2 separate regions of the Homo sapiens genome follow, and region 1 is linked to region 2. The links are chromatin contacts, found by Hi-C or POLR2A ChIA-PET in ENCODE. All regions are on one chromosome and are shown on one strand. Each heading gives the region's core, a stretch centred on a gene start or an enhancer-like site at or near the end of the contact. The rest is flanking DNA. Distances are from core to core; before and after follow the strand shown. Region 1 overlaps HERC3 (HECT and RLD domain containing E3 ubiquitin protein ligase 3). Region 2 holds the start of HERC6 (HECT and RLD domain containing E3 ubiquitin protein ligase family member 6).

Region 1 (7,230 bases), core at 1,441-3,940, 230 kb before region 2:
TCTTCACTGCAGGACACTTATTTTGACACACATAGGACCTGTATCACCTGTTTGACACCTGCTGAACTGCAGGATATAACCTTTTTGGGTATATCTTATATTCTCACCTGGTCTATAAATGCCCAAAGGGTGGGATCTGCACTAATTTGTTGTGTTGTAAGAGTATTTAAAACAAATGAGGAATCTAGAAGTTTAGTCACTCAGTAAATGTCTGCTGAATCAGTGACTGAATAAGAAGTAAATAATTCAAGAAAATAAAAAAACAAAGAACAAGAGGCAAATAGCAAGACAAAATACATCAGCCTGAAATATGAATTATCATGTGTGCTTTTTATTTGGTGCTCAAAAGAGCTTAAAAAGGCAGCTGACAAACAGTAGTCTAATGGGTTTCAAGATAAAAAGGGAATTGTTTCTTAGTACCTTTTACCAAAGTACCTTGATCATATTTGTATTTAAACAATAAATTAAGGAATACAAGCTTCTGGGTGGGCAAGTTTATATCTTTTTTGTTTCTTTAATAAGTACTGAGTGGAAATTAAATGTAAACAAGTTTGACAATAAAATCTTATCAGCCATTCTCAATCAGCCTGAGGTTACAAAAATGTCTGTGAACAAAATTCTAGGATTATTAAACCCAAACTGTCAGTACCTAAGCAAGACTCAAACTCAACTCCCTTTTCTTTCCTCCTTTACATATACCTTGGATAATAATACTGACCTACTTTACAAAGCTATCATGAGGATTAATCAGCTTAAAAATGCTAAGCATATCAGAAATAAAGAGAGCTTATATATGTATCATTAACCACTTTTATAATTAACAAATTAACTAAAATTCTTGTTTCACGAAGCAAACCATTTTGTTAATTACTTAAAAGTAATACTGCAGGTTTTTAAAAGTCACAAATACCTCACACTAACAAGTATGCTCATTAATAAGTACACATTTTCTAAAACACTCAAGTATCTTTATAGAATGTAGGCTGAGTATCAGACAGAAAAAAAATTCCGATCAATTATCCCACAATAAAATTATTAAATGACAGTTTCTCCTGATCCTTAGACCTCTGAACCAGAAAGTCATCTACCTAGCTATCAAAGGAGGCAAGACATCCTACTAGTTTTGATTATAACCATTATCACCAAAATCAGAAAGGGGTGCACAGCCTCCTGAACCACCTGCCATTCCTAATAAGGAACAGATGGGGCCCTAACAAGTGCAATGTTGAGATCTGAACACTTCCTATGGCACATTCTGCCTTTTATATCAGCGTTATGCCCATAGAAACACGCACTTCAATAACAGGAAGTCATTACAGGGTCCCTTCTATTTCCTTTCAGCTCAGCTGGTTTGCTTTTCAGCAAGAGCTGATTAACATGACAGAGTTATTGCGCCCTTCAGATGCCCGAGAGCAACCTGAGAAGCTGGTTGAAAGCATTACTTCTACCATGGTTAGAAGCAAGCACAGTTTGGGAATTGAAGCTTTTGGACGTTCTGCTTTATAAACCTCATTTATCAAACAGCAGGAAAGCTGTTACATATGGTGATGGGCATTAGGGAAATGCTTAGACTGAATACAAAGTGCGAATGTGAATTGGATTAAATTACCTGCAAGAGGGAAACTAACTCAGGAGAAAGTAAAAGGAACCAATCACAGAGATGAATCAAATAGAGTTGCACAGAAATGTTAGAGCTTGCTTATAAATTGTTACCCTTGGGCTCTGCTATAAGAAGATTTCCTGGTATGTCTACAGAGAATTTTAAAATTTAGCAGAGTCAAATTAGATTACACTAAATAACTGCCCCTACCACGGTTCTTGTCTATTCAAGATAGGGAGAAAGATTAGAAGACACTTATGTAAGTTCAGATATCCCTAATAACACAGAGATTAGCTTACCCTAAAATCCCAATATTAGAAATCAGAGTATGTATGAGGAAAGGAGAACTATTCATTTAGCTGAAGAGTACTGTTTACAATGTGGCTAGGTAGGAATATGAGAGGCATGGTAAATTAAGGTATTTATTGAATCCTTTCTATGGACAACCAGTCTCTAGTTTAATAAAAGAGCTCAAGATTTACTTAATGTCCACTTAGTCACTTATAAAAAATAACATTCAGGAAAAAAAAGCTTATGTTTTGTTTGCTTGCTTTATTAAAAAAAAAGTGGGGAAGGCACACAAGACTTCCTAAAATGCCAGCTCTGTAACTTTATGTCTTAGAAAATTATAAAATAAATTCATGGACAAAAACCATAAGGAAATTAGTAATAACCCTATGATGACTCCAATCACAAAAACTCTGTCTGCTTTGTCGGGGAGGGATGAGGTATATGTCTGAATGCAAAGGTGAGAATGAAGGAGAGAAAAGTCATGTGAGAGAGGAATGTGCAAAAGACTTATAATCCAATACTTTTTTTTAAAGCTGGAAATTGAGTTTAGATGGGGCTTAATATACTACATCTGAAAAATGCTTCTGGGAATCACAGGCCTCTATGCCCTTGGCCAAATCACAAATGAGTCATGGACACACCTAAGCTAGAACTCTGTGTGCTGCCTGACACACTGGGAAAATATCTGGGGCCTGAATAACCAGGAGTTTCAGAATTTGATGTATCTTTGAAATGCCTCCTTCTTACCACACACACACACACACACACACACACACACACACACAGTTGGTCACATAAGGGTATTGCTAATGTGAGAAGTACAGAAATGAGAGTACAAAGAAACCACAGTAGTCTCAGGGTCAGCAACAGCAATAGTTAACTGTTACATATTCTTAAGAAGGAAAAAAAGGATCTCCAAAACCCTTAGAATCACTGAGAGGTGCTTTATATCACTGCTCTGGCACATCTACAGAATGCATCCCAAAAAAATGAATTGATGTGCCTTGCAGCTGAACCAGTTAGAGACAGAGTGTATAACATGGTATATGATGACTAGCAGGACAGAATCAAGGCACACATTAGAAGACTTGTCCAGGTGCATCTCCTACACCAGTACCTTCTTTCAACTTTCCTTCCCCTCAGGAAGGTCAGATTATGTGGCTCCCAGGGTTGTTTGCATTTTAACAGGAAACAAAGTTTCAAGGCAATGAAATAAATTCTCCTCCAGACTAGTGCTAGATGACCATACCCATGCTGGTGGACACCCTGCTAGGACTAGAAATATTAACAAGTCCAATCAGCAAAGTAAGTGTTGATGGTCAGGCATTACTCCATTCACAGCCAGTACTGCAAAGCAAGAAAAAGAAACTTAAGTTTGCCACTTGGGTTCAAAACTCTGTAAGCCACTTGGAGTTGGCCACCATGGAATTAACTCCTTCAACTCACTTCTTCACACTCTCAAAGCCTTAGAGGAACAGTCATACACTCACTTTTTAAAATCCTTCATATTTCAAAGTCAACCAATCTGGGCAATGATACCAAGCTGAAATCACAGACCTGCCCATAACCCCCAGAAAAATCCTCTTTTAAGGAAGGGGCCTTCCATCATGTTCCCTTCCCAAATACCACAGAAGCTACTTGGGGGTAGCATTCCTGTGGGCCAAGACCAACAGATACCTGTAACAAACTAGGCCTGCCACAGACTTCCCTTCCATGTCTAGCAGCTCTCCAGGTCATGGTTCTCAATAAGCAAACACAGAAAACAAGTTCATTCTCTTCTTCCCACTCATTAAAAACAAACGCAAATCATATCCAGATTTAGAACACACCTACCAACGAAAAAGTTAAATGGAGAGAGGGAGGCACCCACCCACATAATCTTTCCATTCAAAGAGGCATTATTCCAAGCTGCTATGGAGTTTATAATTAACAGACAAGCTTAACCAACAACAGAAATTTCTGGAATCTCTTGTAATTTACACTACAGCCTGCCTTATTCCAAATTTAGATCACAAGCATGGGCTGGATTCCGAGGCTGAATCCCAAAGCCTTCTTGGCACACCTCTAGCTTGGGATTCTTGCAGTCACTCAGCCCTGTGGGGAGGGCGTCTGCAGGATGACTGAGGGCCAGCTGACCCAGTATGCAGACAGACGCAGTGCGGCTGCTTTGCCAGAGCTCACTCACATCCAGAGGCCCAGCAACACCTACCATTAGCTCCTTGGAGCTGCATCAGGAGGCTGTGCTAGAGAAATGTCTCGTTGCACTCAGATGTATTCATTATGATGCCTTCTACAGATCTTTGCTATCATTGTTCTGCGAGGTTTTTGCTTCCTTTCCCAGCTGCTACCCCAGGGTGAATCCTCTCCCCCAAGTTCCAAGACCAAGGTGTGCACTGAGGCATATCTGAGCAACTGACTCTGCAGTGAGGCTGCCTGATAGAAGACCAAGCCACAGAGAAGACAGACAAGGAGGGTGGGAAGAGGGTGGCCATCACTGGCTACCGTCAGAGGCGTGTGAACCAGAGCAACTCCATCTTAAACAAGAGCTGGGTAAAATGAGACTGAAACCTACTAGGCTGTATTCCCAGACGGGTAAGGCGTTCTTTTTTTTTTTTTTTTTTGAGACGGAGTCTCGCTCTGTCCCCCAGGCTGGAGTGCCAGTGGCGTGATCTCGGCTCACTGCAACCTCTGCCTCCCGGGTTCAAGCAATTCTCCTCCCTTAGCCTCCTGAGTAACTGGGATTACAGGCACGCGCCACCATGCCCGGCTAATTTTTGTATTTTTAGTACAGATGGGGTTTCACCATGTTGGTCAGGCTGGTCTCGGACTCCTGACCTCGTTATCCACCCAGCTCGGCTTCCCAATGTGCGGGGATTACAGGCGTGAGCCACTGCACCTGGCCCAGGTAAGGCATTCTAAGTCACAGGATGAGACAGGAAGTCAACAAAAAATACAGGTCATAAAGACTTTGCTGATAAAACAGGTTACAGTAAAGGGGCCAGCCAAAACCCACTAAAACCAAAATGGCCACGAGAGTGAGCTCTGGTTGTCCTCACTGCTACACTCCCACCAGCGCCATGACAGTTTACAAACGCCATGGCAACGGCAGGAAGTTACCCTACATGGTCTAAAAAGGGGAGGCATGAATAATCCACACCTTGTTTAGCATATCATCAAGAAATAACCATAAAAATATGCAATCAGCAGACTTCAGGGCTCTGTCTATGGAGTAGCCATTCTTTCATTCCTTTACTTTCTTAATAAATTTGTTTTCATTTTGTACCACGGACTTGCCCTGAATTCTTTCTTGAGAGAGCCAAGAACCCTCTCTTGGGGTCTGGATCGGGACCCCTTTCCTGTAACATATTTCTCTGTCTGTAACACTACCAGCAGTTTTGTGGTGTCTTCTTTATCATGTGAATCCCCTTCACCAAGAACTATCTGATTAGAACAGGAAGTCTACTCCTTTTACAGGAAAGGGAACTGTGACTCAGAAATAGGAAGAAACTTGCCCAGGGACAGGCAATTATTTCCTGGTAGATAAAAAACTAGATCCCAGTTCTCAAACTCCCAGCTTAGGCTTCTTTCCCTGTAACTCCAGAGACAGTATCAGCCTTTACACGGGATGGTGAAACTGCACGGTAGCATAATTTCTGAGGCATGATATAAAACTGCCAGACACTGCATTCAATATTTACACAGATTACTCTACCTATGAAAGAGTATTATAATCCCCATTTTTATTTATTTATTTATTTTGGGGTTTTTTGTTGTTGTTGTTTGTTTTGTTTTGAGACAGAGTCTTGCTCTGTTGCCCAGGCTGGAGTGCAATGATGCAATCACAGCTCACCACAGTTTTGATCTCCAGGGCTCAAGTGACCTTCCAACCTCAACCTCCCAAGTAGCAGGAACAACAGGTACACACCACCATGCCCAGCTAATTTTTTTTTTTTTTTTTTTTTGCATCTGTATGTTGCCCAGGCTGGTCCCCAACTCCTTGGCAAGCAATCCTCTGGCCTTGGCCTCCCAAAGTGATGGGATTACAGGTGTGTGCCACCACACCTAGACTATAATCCTCATTTTAGATTAGAGATGTAATGCCTCCATTAGTTTTATCTGATTCCAAACTTCACCATAACCTTGCTGTCTCCATGGGAGGACTAGAAAGATCTCTTCCCAGTTCCCAAAATACTCCCTTCAAAGGCTGGCTAGAGTTGTACAAGTCCTTCAAAGATCATTGGAATGAAGTTCCTAAATCCTGGCTGAATGTAGACTGTTGGGCCATGACCCTCCAAATGCATTACTTGTTAGACACTGGCTCTGGCCTAGGGAAACAGAGGGCACATTTAGGAGCTTAATGTGAGACACAAGTGAGTTTTAACAGGAGGAAAAGAAAGAAGACTTGGTTTTTAATCTGTTCCAGTATGAAGACCATTTGAAAAAGTCAATCTTCTTCCTGCCACCTCCATGGTAGTTGTATATGATACCTTTGTATTCTATTAATTGGTAAAATACATAATAAATAGGATTTACTAATTTCTGAATTAGTGGCATTTTCAACTGAATTTTCATTTTAGTAAACAACAGAATAATTTGAAAACCTATAGTATTGAGTGCACTGTACATGGAATGGTGTTCATCTGTAGATGACTCTACAAACCCCTTCCTTGAAATCCCAAGATTTCAGGGTCCTCAGGTTAAGAAACCCCTGACTAGAACATGGGGTACTGCCCCCAGATGAGTAGGCCTGGTGCATTTCTCACAGCGGGCTTCCTGAAGGAACCTGGTGGCAAAGAATGAGGAATTGGAAGCTCATCAACCACACTTCACATCCTTCACAATTGTGCCTAAGCCCTGCAGCCCTCTTTCCAATGGGCAACATAAAAATTAACGATTATAAATTTACACTGACATTTTGGGCAGGGAAACTACGGAACATGGTCACTTACTATGGAAGGGAATAATAAACGTGAGAGAAGAGGGAGACAGTGTCACAGAAAAAATTTAATTCGTATTGATGCCAAATAAAATGATAAAATCATCTAGAAAAAACTGTAAGGTTATTCTTTAATGAAGCTTCAGTGTCTGGAATGATCTGTATTGAATGAAAAGAATGGCAGGTAACAAAAAAAGGGGCAAACACCTATGCTAGTGTGACAAATATGTGGTCACAATTTAAGACCCTACCTTAAAATTTCTCACCAAAAGAAGATTCATTTACACATCCTCACTACTAAGAGGACCTTATAAATCCATGCTACACATATACTGAAAGTCAAACTTAGATTCTTTAAAAGTAAAAATAGGGCCAGGAACAGTGGTTCGCACCTGTAATGCCA
Region 2 (6,980 bases), core at 3,785-6,284:
ATTAAATAATAATTGGTGTTGTAGGTTTTTTCCTCCCTTCTTCCCTCACTACACTGTAGTCCTTCAGGTTAGGAACTGTGTTTGTCATAGTCTTTTTTTTTTTTTTTTTTTTTTTTTTTTTTGAGACTGAGTCTCCCTCTGTTGCCCAGGCTGGAGTGCAGTGGCGCTGTCCCAGCACCACTGCAACCTCTGCCTCCCAGGTTCAAGCGATTCTCCCGCTTCAGCCTCCTGAGTAGTTGGGATTGCGGGTGCCTGACACCATGCCCGGCTAATTTTCTTGTGTCTTTTTTGTAGAGAGGGGCTTTCGCCATGTTGACCAGGCTGGTCTCAAATTCCTGACCTCAAGTGATCTGCCCACCTTAGCCTTCCAAAGTGTTGGGATTACAGACATGAACCACTGCAGCTGGCCTGTCATAGTCGTCTTTGTATCCTGGCATCTTGCACAGTGCCTGGCACATGGTACTATATATATTGAATAAATGAAGGAGTGGGTTGAAACACTTACTTAGGTGTGAAACTTATTTCCTTGAATTCTCCAATCCCCAGCTGCCCTTCAGAACCAGCTCCCCATGCGAAGACCCTTCCTTTGTGGCACACAGCCAGGGAGTGCTCCTTCCCGCAGCTCACGAGATCAACAATTAGGGTTTCCAATGCCTGAATTGGTTCTTTGGGAAACAAAACAAAACACCCCCCAACCACCACTGCAGATTATTAATTTAACACAAGTTTAAGACAGCACTTTTCTTCAAAAAGAAGGATCATCCAGATTTCTTGTCTCCTCCAATGGTCTTTTGAATCAAGACCTTAAGTCCATTCTAAATGTCTGAAGGAAGTAAATTCAATGTATGTTACCCTGTCTTTATAGGATACAGCTCTGTTAAAATAATCAACAGGGAGACTATCAGGTTGAGATGGCTCCAGCACCTTGGGTTCCTACCTAAGCAAACCAAAACCCAACTCAGAGTGATTGATCATAGCCTAGGAAAATGAAACTTAAGGTTAACCAATCAGAAACCACCAACTAACATCTAACTAGAGACTTTACCAACCAGAAACTGCTGACTACTTCAAACAAGGGACTTTCCACTTTAACCAATCAAGTATTTTCTTTGTCTTGCTTCCTGGAACACGTTATCAAAGGTTCCCCCTGGCATCTCCTTGCACCTCCCTTAGTGGAGCCCAACTGCTTGAGGTCTGGTGCTGCTCAATTCATGAACTGCTGAATGTTCAAATTGACTCTTAAAAACATTCAATTACCCAAGTCTATCTTTTAATGGCTGTTATTTAAAGGAGTAGGCATCACGGAGGGGGTAACTTCTAGGGACTATGACACATGACCAAATGTTTCTCTAGCAAAACCTAGCAAAATAAAGAGACCCAGAAAAAAGTTGGGATCTCCTCCATTTTGCTATTCTGTCTTCCCACCCTAAACACTGAAAGCAGTGAATCCCTTGCTCAGAAGGAAATTGGAAGGGAGCCTACCTCATGAGTGTGAGAGGCAGATGCTGGATCCTCTTACAATGAAAAGTGAAAAATATGCCCCTATGGAGGCCCTAAATATGCCCACAAATGAAAACCGGATCACATTTCCCTACAAGCCAACCTAAACTGCTTTCCCAAGGTGTCTGTCTCTGAATTATTAGAGGTTTGGAGTTGAGAACATCATACCAGTAAAGTTTTTGCAACATTTAAGATTTTGTTTTTCCTTTTATCTTTGTAATCTTATCTTTTTCAACTATTTACTGTCAATTTATGCAAGGTTAAAATTTCCCAAAGATTCATGCACTCACAAAGATAGAAATTGGTACCATTTTTCTAGAGAACAATTTGGGGTTAAGTATCATGTTGCCCTTCATTTCCAAATGAGGGTGATAAGACCTGAAAACATGCTACTTTAAGAATTTGAGCTGAAGGCAATTGAGAATCAACAGATGCAGGAAGAGGTCTCTGCTCTCTTCTTATCTACCTAAAAGTAGGTCATAAATATCCTTTTGTGAGAAGCTCCCATCTCTGGCACCAAGAAAAGGGTCAGCCGGGCGCAGTGGCTCATAACTGTAATCCCAGCACTTTGGGAGGCCGAGGCGGGTGGATCACGAGGTCAGGAGTTTGAGACCAGCCTGACCAACATAGTGAAACCCCGTCTCTACTAAAAATATAAAAATTAGCTGGGCATGGTGGTGAGTGCCTGTAATCCCTGCTACTTGGGAGGCTGAGGCAGAAGAACCGTTTGAACTGGGGAGGCGGAGGTTGCAGTGAGCCGAGATAGTGCCATTGCACTACAGCCTGGTGACAGGGCAAAACCCCATCTCAAAAAAAAAAAAAAAAAAAAAAGAAGAGAAGGGTCACCTAAGATGAAGACTTGGCACTGAGGTGAGCCTGCATAAACAAGTCAATTAAAATAACCCTTATCTTCCATTAGATTTTCCCATATATTTTCTAGTCACTTTCCCTGAGTTCATCATCCTTTAAAGTCCAAACCCCCTTTTCTTTGTTAAACATGGTACACAAGCTCCTAAGTCGAAGCACTTGAGTTTCACTTCTATTCTGTAAATTCCCACGCATGTAAATTCCCCTATATGTAAAAGATTAATAAAATTGTATGCTTTTTCTCCTGTCAATCTGTCTTTTGTCAGTTAAGTTTGCAGGACCCAGCCGCTGAACCTAAGAGGGTAGAGGAAAAATTTTCCTCCTCCACACACCTTTTGAAACTATTCTCAGCAGGTCATCAAAAATGTAGTCAAATATTTGCTTACGAGAATATCAATCAGTATTATTTATAAAAGCCCCTAGTGGGAAACAATCTAATTTCCACAAAAAGAGAATAATTATGGTACTCTCAGAGTTTAGAATGTTATGCAGCAATTTAAAACATATTTTCAAAACATACAAAATGAAAGGGTAATATGTTCATAAGATTATGCTTGATGAAAACACAATGTACAGAGTTGCATAAATACTGCATATACAAATCTATAATGACATGATTTTTATAAAGATTAAATATGTACATAGAAAAAAGTAGACAAGGAGAAAATGCATCAAAATGTTAGGAGTTATCTTTGGGTGTTGGAGCTACGGTGATTGCTTTCTCGTATTTCTACAATAATCCATAACGATTATTGTATTATCTCACATATATAATATATATATTTATTATTATTATGTTTTTTGAGACAGAGTCTTGCTCTGTTGCCAGGCTGGAGTGCAGTGTCGCGATTTCGGCTCACTGCAACCTCTGCCTCCCGGGTTCAAGCGATTCCCCTGCCTCAGCCTCCCAAGTAGCTGGGACTACAGGCGCCCGCCACCACGCCCAGTTTATTTTTTGTATTTTAGTAGAGATGGGGTTTCATCATATTGGCCAGGGTGGTCTCGATTTCCTGACCTCGTGCTCCGCCCGCCTCGGCCTCCCAAAGTGCTGGGATCACAGGCGTAAGCCACCGCGTCCGGCCTATTATGTGTATATATATATATTTATATATTATATATATATATTTATATATTATATATATATATTTATATATTATATATATATTTATATTATATATATATTTATATATTATATATATATTTATATATTATATATATATTTATATATTATATATTTATATATTATATATATTTATATATTATATATTTATATATTATATATATTTATATATTATATATTTATATATTATATATATATTTATATTATATATATATTTATATATTATATATATATTTATATATTATATATATTTATATATTATATATATTTATATATTATATATATTTATATATTATATATATATTTATATATTATATATATTTATATATTATATATATTTATATATTATATATATATTTATATATTATATATATTTATATATTATATATATTTATATATTATATATATATTTATATATTATATATATTTATATATTATATATATTTATATATTATATATATATTTATATATTATATATATTTATATATTATATATATTTATATATTATATATATATTTATATATTATATATATTTATATGCTATATATATATTTATATATTATATATATTTATATGTTATATATATATTTATATATTATATATATTTATATGTTATATATATATTTATATATTATATATATTTATATGTTATATATTTATATATTTATATATTATATATATTTATATATTATATATTTATATATTATATATTTGTATATATTTATATATTATATATATTTATATATTTTATATATATATTTTTATATATATATATTTTTTAATGCCCCAGTGTATTTCTAAGGGAGATACAGGTGTCTGACCCACAAACCACGTTTGTAAGGTCAGGCTGCCTTCTCCAGGTAGAACCGCGCAGGCGAGGATTTATCTGCAAGGCAAGCCGGAGGGACCACATCTCTTTCCAGAGCAGCGCTGACCAGGTTAGTTTCGGCTCTCAGTTTCGCTTTGAACTTGAATTGGAAACCGAAACAAATCCGAGGGGCGTTGGGAAAACGAAACTGAGGAAGTTGCTCTTCGGTAGCACAGGGCACCATTTTCCTGGTTCCTGTGGCTCTTCGGGCCCCGAGGAATCCAAGGCTCCCAGCACCCCTCCCTGCCTGGCCCGCGGCGCCCAGCATCTGAGCCGCTCCCTGCACCTGGGCCCCCGCGCCCCTCACCCGGGTCCCAGCGCTCCGCACCCGGTTCCCTGCGCCCGGTACCCAAGCCCCCGCGCCCATGTACTGGGGTCCTCACACCCTGCACCTGGGGCCCCCCGCTCACCTGGCAGCTCCCCGCGCTGCGCGCCCCTGCGGCCCAGCTGACCCCTGCTGTTGTCTCCGCACGAGAGGACCCTGTGGTTGGTCAGCAGCAGCAGAGAGTGGCGCTCCCCGCTGGCCGCCTGCAGTAGCTCAGCCCCGGGGCTGCCCGCCGTCCTCCGGCGCTGCAGCTCCCTGGAGTCGGCGCCCCAACAGAAGTACATCCCGCTTCTGCGCCCTGTCGCCTGCTCCGGATTCCGTCGGTCCCGCTGCGACAGGCTCCCGAACGCTGGTGACTGGGTGCGCGATGATTTCCTGAATATCAAGAGACTCACCCTGTCTTCAACCCGCCCCAGGGGCGCAGCCCTGGCCCCATGTCAACTCTCGCTGCCTGAACTTCAAGTGCTGAAGAGCAGAGAGGGCGTCCCAGGGAATAAAACTGAGTTTACATCCTAAGCCATTTATGAGTCGTGAATGCCACTTTGGGCAAGTTACCTAATGATTCCGTGCTTCAGCTATCATATCTACGAAATATGGACTGCAATTCAGCAAATCTAATATGTCGGGATAATTTAATAGGCACATAAAGTGTTAGAATAATACCTAGAGTGGTTAATAAAGCATCTGAGTGCCCACCTCATTCCAGACCTTTTTTGGCATTGAAAATATGTTTGTTTTTTGTTTGTTTGTTTGTTTGTTTGTTTGAGATGGAGTGTCGCTCTGCTGCTCAGGCTGGAGTGCAGTGGCACCATCTCGGCTCACTGCAACCTCCACCTCACGGGTTCAAGCTGATTCTCTTGCCTCGGCCTCCCGAGTAGGTGGGATTACAGGCATGCGCCACGACGCCCGACTTAATTTTTGTATTTTTAGTAAAGATGGGGTTTCACCATGTTGGCCAGGCTGGTCTCGAACTCCTGACCTCAAGTGATCCACCCCTCAGCTTTCCAAAGTGCAGGGATTACAGGCGTGAGCCTCTGGGCCCCGCCTGAAAATACAATTAGTGAAAGACAAGATCCTCTTGATGCGTTTACATTCTCCTGAGGGAAAGAGAACATAAACAGATAAACACATAGTGTAATATCAAGGGGCAACGAAAAATACAACAGGAACCAGAGGGTGGAGGCGGAAGGCACTGGTATTTGAGATGATATTAGGGAAGATCTCTCTGATGAAGTGATATTTGTGCAGAGAGCTGAGGGGACATGGGAAATGAGGGAATGAGTCGTGATCACACCTGAGGGCAGAGGATGAAAAGAAGCAGTTGGAAGGTTTTGAATAGAGAAGAGCCATGATCTGACTTCAGTTTTTAAAGATTCATCTGGCTGCTGTGTGAAAAATAATAGGACAAAAATGGAAGCAGAAAGCCAGTTAGCAGAGACTACTTCAGAGTTCAGGTCAGGTGATATCCTAGAAGGGAAGAGAGGAGAAGTTATTAGATTCAAGACATGTTTTGAAAGTAAGAGTCCACAGATTTGATGATGGATTAGAAATTGGGGGGAAAGAAGAAAAGGGATTAGGGATTACTCCAGGGTTGGCTTTAGGGGTTACTCCAAGGTAAACTCTACTGGACTGGGAAACCCTGAGGAAGGTGCAGGTTTAAGCTATGTGTGTCTGGAATACAGATTGGTAATGATAACTGTAAGATGCTTGTTAATCAAGAAGGCAATAGGATAAACTGTTTTGGAGTTGTAGAGAGAAGCTTGGGTGTAGTCAGAAAATTGGGAGCCATCAGTGTAGAGGTGATGCTTAAAGCCAGATGGCTGAATGAGAACACCCAGGGGGTGAATGTGGTGACAGTATAGCAGAGGCTAGAGGACTGATCATAGGAGGAAAACCAGGAGGAGGAGTTATAGACAGAGCAAGTAACGAATAAAGGAAGGATCAACTCTGTCAATTTCTTGTGGAGCAAGGTAAGGATTGAGCACTGATTTTTATTTATTTATTTGTTTGTTTGTTTGAGATAGAGTTTCCGCTCTTGATGCCCAGGCTGGAGTGCAATGGCGTGATCTCAACTCACAGCAACCTCCGCCTCCCAGGTTCAAGCAATCCTCCCGCCTTAGCCTCCCAAGTAGCGGGACTACAGGCACGTGCCACTACGCCCAGCTAACTTTTGTATTTTTTGAAGAGATGGGGTTTCATCATGTTGCCCAGGCTGGTCTTGAACTCCTGACCTCAGATGATCTGCCTACCTCAGCCTTCCAAAGTGCTGTGATTATAGGCCACCATGTCCCGCTGAGCAC

Evidence for each region. Hi-C counts contacts between places; a loop is a spot of excess contacts on that map. ChIA-PET counts read pairs that join two places held with the same protein, here RNA polymerase II (POLR2A). Pooled maps may share reads with other maps.
Region 1: a map of CD8-positive, alpha-beta T cell shows a loop between it and region 2 (2.1-fold over the local background). The contact joins the enhancer-like site here to the promoter of HERC6 in region 2. A Hi-C loop is called at or near these places in 3 of 168 maps with a recorded cell type or tissue (CD4-positive, alpha-beta memory T cell, CD8-positive, alpha-beta T cell and naive thymus-derived CD4-positive, alpha-beta T cell), 3 of 37 single-sample maps with no recorded cell type and 10 of 50 pooled maps. POLR2A ChIA-PET finds 5 or more read pairs at or near these places in 1 of 52 experiments (CD4-positive, alpha-beta T cell).

The regions. Positions count from the first base shown.
Region 1 is chr4:88,607,736-88,614,965 of GRCh38, reverse strand. The region is part of intron 3 of HERC3 (HECT and RLD domain containing E3 ubiquitin protein ligase 3); the gene reads right to left. Among named protein-coding and RNA genes, the nearest start is that of HERC3, 19 kb to the right of the region's middle. Within about 2 kb of position 2,690, at least 14 of the 41 ENCODE cell types and tissues checked have a DNase peak (open chromatin) inside an H3K27ac peak, as active enhancers do; they include CD4-positive, alpha-beta T cell and CD8-positive, alpha-beta T cell, where a contact is called at or near this core.
Region 2 is chr4:88,376,906-88,383,885 of GRCh38, reverse strand. HERC6 (HECT and RLD domain containing E3 ubiquitin protein ligase family member 6) reads right to left here and starts at 5,034. Exons shown (of 23, transcript NM_017912.4): 1 at 4,766-5,034; 2 at 506-665. The coding sequence starts at 4,964. RefSeq lists enhancers at 906-1,205, 4,282-4,611 and a silencer at 4,622-4,811.